Regions from separate parts of the Homo sapiens genome. Here region 2 is linked to region 1. The links are chromatin contacts, found by Hi-C or POLR2A ChIA-PET in ENCODE. All regions are on one chromosome and are shown on one strand. Each heading gives the region's core, a stretch centred on a gene start or an enhancer-like site at or near the end of the contact. The rest is flanking DNA. Distances are from core to core; before and after follow the strand shown. Region 1 overlaps TREH (trehalase). Region 2 overlaps CXCR5 (C-X-C motif chemokine receptor 5).

Region 1 (2,708 bases), core at 1-2,500:
GCTGCACACCTGCTGTGTCAGGCTCTGGTCTCCTGTCAATGGCTGCCTATCCTGCAGCCGGGACTGGCTGGTTCCCTGCTCTGTCCTCACAGGAGACCGGGAGGCTCTGTGGGCTGAGCTCAAGGCTGGGGCTGAGTCTGGCTGGGACTTCTCTTCACGCTGGCTCATTGGAGGCCCAAACCCCAACTCGCTTAGCGGCATCCGAACAAGCAAACTGGTGCCTGTTGACCTGAATGCCTTCCTATGCCAAGCAGAGGAGCTGATGAGCAACTTCTATTCCAGGCTGGGTGAGCACCCCAGTAGGGAAGGGAAAGCAGGGAGCTTGGTTTCCTGCTCAGGCTTGGCAATAGAACTGGAAGTAGGACCCTTGTGTGACAGGCCTTCAGCAACTTAGCCTGTCGAGCCCCGCCCTAGTGGAAGCCTGCACTCACATTTGCGTACCAGACAAGAGAACAAACGGAGCCAACCCTAATCCTCTCTTCCTCCCTTTCTTACTGTGAGGGTCTCTAGGGTCTGTGAGGGGAACCCTAGTCCACGCATCCAAAATCCTTCCACTCCCTCTCCCTCAGACAGCTGCCCTTGACCCCCTAAGAGCTAGGGGAATCCACCCAGCCAGTACCCTTGGGAGGATAGACCCTGGAGACCCTGGGGACAGATCAGCTCCAGTGGTTCCCTGGGAGCAGTGCGGGGCCATAGGCCAGAAATGTGGTGGGCTCCAGATCGGCACATCCCCTTGGTCATCAGGGTGTCTCAGCCTTTGCAGAGAAACACAAAGCGGGGAGGCTAAAGTAGAACCACGAAAAAAGCCTGGGGCAGCAGGCAGGGCACTGGCTGCTGGCTCTAAAGGCAGCACTGCCCCAGGGAACGACTCCCAGGCCACGAAGTACAGAATCCTGCGGTCGCAGCGCTTGGCCGCCCTGAACACAGTCCTGTGGGATGAGCAGACCGGAGCCTGGTTCGATTACGACCTTGAGAAGAAGAAGAAAAACCGGGAGTTTTACCCATCCAACCTCACTCCACTCTGGGCCGGGTGTTTCTCTGACCCTGGCGTGGCGGACAAGGCTCTGAAATACCTGGAGGTGAGGGCACAGCAGGTGGCTCGGGTCCACTGCAGGCAGCACCGCCCCCTCCCGACCCTGAACAGGACCTGCAGGGGAGGGCGCTTCCTCCGGCTATGCCCCTTGTCCCAGCCTGCGGGTCCCACCAGAGCCACCGGGGGGCAGCTGTGAGCCGAGAAAAGAAGAGCCAGGAAGGGGACGTCTGGCTTCCCGCGGGGTCCAGCGTCCTGTCCTGGCTCCCAGTCCAGCCCCACCCACAGTCATGGGAATGTCTGGGACCTTCTAGGACAACCGGATCCTGACTTACCAGTATGGGATCCCGACCTCTCTCCAGAAGACAGGCCAGCAGTGGGATTTCCCCAATGCCTGGGCCCCCCTGCAGGACCTGGTCATCAGAGGTAGGGAGGCAGGGCTGACACAGCCAAGGACCCTTCCCAGGGTGTAGAGGTGGGCCTCCCTGGTGCTGGGGAGGCATGAACAAAAGACACAAGAGGCCCCGTATCCTTTCTCTCGCTCCTCTGCTCTCCTGGCCTCCACTTGACACTTATGTCCACCCAGCCTGTCCAGTGCAATCAGTCCTGTTCGCCCTTCAAACCAGGGCCGTCGATTAAGGGCAGTTTGGCCTGTGGTCTCAGGAAGGAAGTCTTAGGGCCCAGGCCTCTTTCCCTCCTTGGGGAGAGTAGGGTGCAGCCACTGCTCTGTCTGGGATGGGAGACCTGGAGGTTGAGTCCTGCCTGCAATGGGGTCTAGGCCTGGCCAAGGCACCTTTACGTCGGGCCCAGGAAGTGGCTTTCCAGCTGGCTCAGAATTGGATCCGAACCAATTTTGATGTCTACTCGCAGAAGTCAGCCATGTATGAGAAGGTGAGCTGGCCCAAGCCCTCCCTGCACCCCCAGGCTGTCCCAGTGGCCACTCCTGAGCACTGCAGGGGCTGCTGGGCAGGCAGAGCAGCTTCTCCCCAGGGGCTCTGGTTGTTTGTTGTTCCTGGAGCTGGGGGGCAGTACCTGACATACAGCCCACCCGCTTGTCCCCAGTATGACGTCAGCAACGGTGGACAGCCCGGTGGGGGAGGAGAATATGAAGTTCAGGTGAGCAGGCCAGGGGTGGGCTGGCCAACACCAGGGAACTCCTGAACTCTGCTGCTCATGACCCCCGCCCCAGGCCTCAGTGTGCTCACCTGCATGTGGGCCCGGGGGAGGAGCTGACTGGTGCTTCCTGTACCGCTGGGGTTAGGCAGGGCCAGTGCCCCTGGGGAGAGAGCCCACAGCCCCCACCAAGGGTATGAGGCTTCCCCAGAAACTGGCCCCACTGCCCTGCCTCTCCCAGGAGGGATTTGGCTGGACGAATGGCGTGGTCCTGATGCTGCTGGACCGCTATGGTGACCGGCTGACCTCAGGGGCCAAGCTGGCTTTCCTGGAGCCCCACTGCCTGGCGGCCACCCTTCTGCCCAGCCTCCTGCTCAGCCTCCTGCCATGGTGACAGCCCTCCTCTCCTCACCTGGCCCCAGCTCCTGCCCCATTAAACCTCTGCACCAGTTCCTGCCTTCCCCTGCCTCTTCATGCCCTCCTACCTCCCAGCCTGTCCTCAGAGCGAAGTGGAGGGCAGGGTCACGACCTGGAGGTCATGGGTAGGGGCCTAGCTCCCTCCTGG
Region 2 (2,708 bases), core at 70-2,569, 240 kb before region 1:
TTGCTCCCTCCATTCCCCTGGACCCAGGGACATGCAGCCCTACATGGCCACCCACTGTTTGCAGTGTCTCTGGGTCCCTAAGGGATACCATTCCTGTCTCGTCCCCAAATGGTAAGATGACGTAAATGACCCACTCCTAAACTGAGGTCAGACCACCTAGGCTTCCACCTGGTGAGCCCTAGCAGGGCTGAGACCCCCAGGGCGGCAGCCTGTCTGCTGCTGAGTGATTCAGGGAGAACATGTGTGCACGTGCATGTGTGTTTGCCCACACCGGTGACACGGGGCCCTGGCTTTCCACTTTGGATGCCCGGGCATCCGCTGCTGCTACATCTTAGCCAGAACTTGAAGTCTTTTGTCCCAGTTTGGGATGAAGGAAAGGAGGAAGAGGCGGTGGCTGTGTGGCCCCCTTGAGTGGAGCCATGGAAGGGGTGGCATGGTGCCACTGGGGCCTGTGGCTGTAGTAGCCCTGGGCCAGGTAACCTCCAGGGCCCTGACTTTTCCAGAGGCTGCTGCCACCTACTTCTTATCAAAGAAGGGGGAGAACAGTTCATCTGAGTCAGTGCACCTCCCCTCCAGTCTCCACTCCCTGAGGATGGAATCGGGGAAACAGCATCCTGCCGCCTCCTCTCTGCCTGCCCACTCACCGGCAAGGTTGTCCCTCTGCCCAGGGCTCAGGGCCATGTACCAGATCTGTCTGTGCCCACCCAGGCACAGCCACTGCCTCCCCCTTGGCTCCCTGCTCCTACCCAGGAGAGCTCCCTATCCGCCTTTGGTCAGAGCTGAAGCCATATACGACTGGGTGTTTGTCCCCCTACTTTGGCCCCAGGAGTAAAAAAACTTCTCCTTTTCTCACTTCCTTTCCTGCCTCGGGAGGTGGCAGGGCAGTTCCCTGGCTGAGGCCTTTTGCGCCCCACCTCCAGGACCAAGGGCCATTCTAGACAGGGTGTCTTCTACCAGGACCCGTCCCTAGCCTTCCTGGCCTGGAGGGCCTGGTCTTGCACTGGCAGCTGTAATACAAAGGGAACTCGCCCCACTTCTCCCAGCCTGGTGCTGTCCTCTCGGCCCACCATCGGCCAGGTCCAGCGCTTCCTCTGGGGCTGACAACAGGCCCCTGACTCACCCCGGTCACCTCCCAGGGTCCATGGCCAGGGCCTCTGTGTTTGGGGGGCCACTTGCCCTTCATCCTGCCAGGCGCTTTGCCCGCCCTGCCTCAGCCTGGGCCCTGTGCCCTTGAGCCCTCCACCCCTGGCCCAAGACCCCCCCAAACTGTCTGACTCTGTGTTTCCTGCCCTGAGGAGAGAGGGGTCAGATTGCAGCGGGCCGAGTGCCCTCTCCGTCCCCTCTCCTCCCACCCACGCCACAGGCCAGCCTACTCTTCCCTCCATCCATGGCCACACCCCCAGCCATTTTGTACCATTATATAAATATATATATAAATATAAATATATAAATACAATATGTGAAGACATCTTCTTGGTTTTTATTTTGAAACAATTTTTAGGCTTGTTCCGGGGGTCTCTGTGCTGCCTGTACTGTATTGACCTGTTTTATAGGTGCCTTTTTATTAAAAAGAAAATTCAAAATCCAGCCTCTTGCCTCTTTGCATCTGCTTCAGACTCCCCCATCGATTACCCAGCTTGCGAGGAGATACTCAGAGAAAAAAGGGACGTCTTAGGGCTTCCTCGTTGTCCTGCCGTGAAGACACTCTCACGTGAGCCACAGCTGTTATTTCCCCAGTGGGGCCTCCCAAGGAGCTTGGCTGCTTGGCTTGAGTGGGACAAGGGCAGGGGTCCCTGACTCCCCACCTGATCAAAGGCTGGGGAGGTGGTAGGGAGCACCCAGAACTGCCGGACGGGCCTCCCACACCCCAGGTGAGCAAACAAGCACGGAGCAGCTTCCTGCGGTTCCATCTGAGTGACATCCTCACGGGGGCAGGGCACGGCTTCCTGGGGCCTGGGGACTTCCCTGCCTCAGTGTGTTTCTTACACTTCCCTGCCTAAGGTGATGCCACGGAGGGGATGGTTGAGATGACTCCCACGGGCCCCTTCCAGTCCACCTTTCTCCGTTCCGACTCTGAGTTTCCTCGGGTCTATAGCTTATGGGAAGGGAGTGAGGAGGGGACAAGCCAGCCTCCTTCCCCATCAATGCCCACAACCTCCCATCCCCTGGACCCAGCCACCCTAGGAGTTCTCCACCCCACCCCATCTCGCCTGGCGGAGGGGACCGCCGGGTTTGATTGATCCATCTCCCTCCTTGGGGTTCGGGAAGAAAGCTCTTTTCTTCCCTCTGTCGGGTTTCTTTCTTGCTTCTCGGCCTTCACGCTTCCTCAGGTCACTGGCTGGCCTCCAAGGGCACCTAGAGTCAGCCCTGCCTGCAGACCACCCAGGATCCGGTGACATGGGGTGGACCCAGCGCTGTTTCGGTCAGAGCCAGGGGCAGCTACCTGAACTCAACCAGTCTGAGCTTCCTGCTTGGTCAAGATGACTGCAGGCTTGGGGGCCTGGCAGAATGTCTGTGTTTTTAGGGACTGAGTTGTCCGAAGGCCACACTCTGCTGCCAGCTGGCCTTTCCTCAGCCTTAACCTCCACTCATCCCCTGGTGCTCAGCTTCTGGCTTTGTTTGACAGGTGGGCAGGAGGAGAGAGGGGAAGCTGTGGAGGTCAGCAGCCCCTAAGCTGATGGAGTGTGTTCTGGGAGGGGCAGGCGCTC

What was found. Hi-C counts contacts between places; a loop is a spot of excess contacts on that map. ChIA-PET counts read pairs that join two places held with the same protein, here RNA polymerase II (POLR2A). Pooled maps may share reads with other maps.
Region 2: a loop to region 1 is called in a pooled map, with 11 times the contacts of the local background. The contact joins two enhancer-like sites. A Hi-C loop is called at or near these places in 8 of 50 pooled maps. POLR2A ChIA-PET finds 5 or more read pairs at or near these places in 4 of 52 experiments (AG04450, B cell, Caco-2 and 1 more).

The regions. Positions count from the first base shown.
Region 1 is chr11:118,658,118-118,660,825 of GRCh38, reverse strand. TREH (trehalase) reads left to right here. Exons shown (of 15, transcript NM_007180.3): 10 at 93-287; 11 at 862-1,079; 12 at 1,345-1,456; 13 at 1,809-1,921; 14 at 2,093-2,146; 15 at 2,385-2,708. The coding sequence ends at 2,537. Among named protein-coding and RNA genes, the nearest start is that of MIR6716, 15 kb to the right of the region's middle. RefSeq lists enhancers at 1,295-1,844, 1,892-2,186, 1,845-2,394. Within about 2 kb of position 1,250, at least 11 of the 41 ENCODE cell types and tissues checked have a DNase peak (open chromatin) inside an H3K27ac peak, as active enhancers do.
Region 2 is chr11:118,895,015-118,897,722 of GRCh38, reverse strand. CXCR5 (C-X-C motif chemokine receptor 5) reads right to left here. Exons shown (of 2, transcript NM_001716.5): 2 at 1-2,708. BCL9L (BCL9 like) reads left to right here. Exons shown (of 10, transcript NM_001378213.1): 10 at 1-1,587. Among named protein-coding and RNA genes, the nearest start is that of CXCR5, 12 kb to the right of the region's middle. RefSeq lists an enhancer at 1,201-1,959. Within about 2 kb of position 1,319, at least 8 of the 41 ENCODE cell types and tissues checked have a DNase peak (open chromatin) inside an H3K27ac peak, as active enhancers do.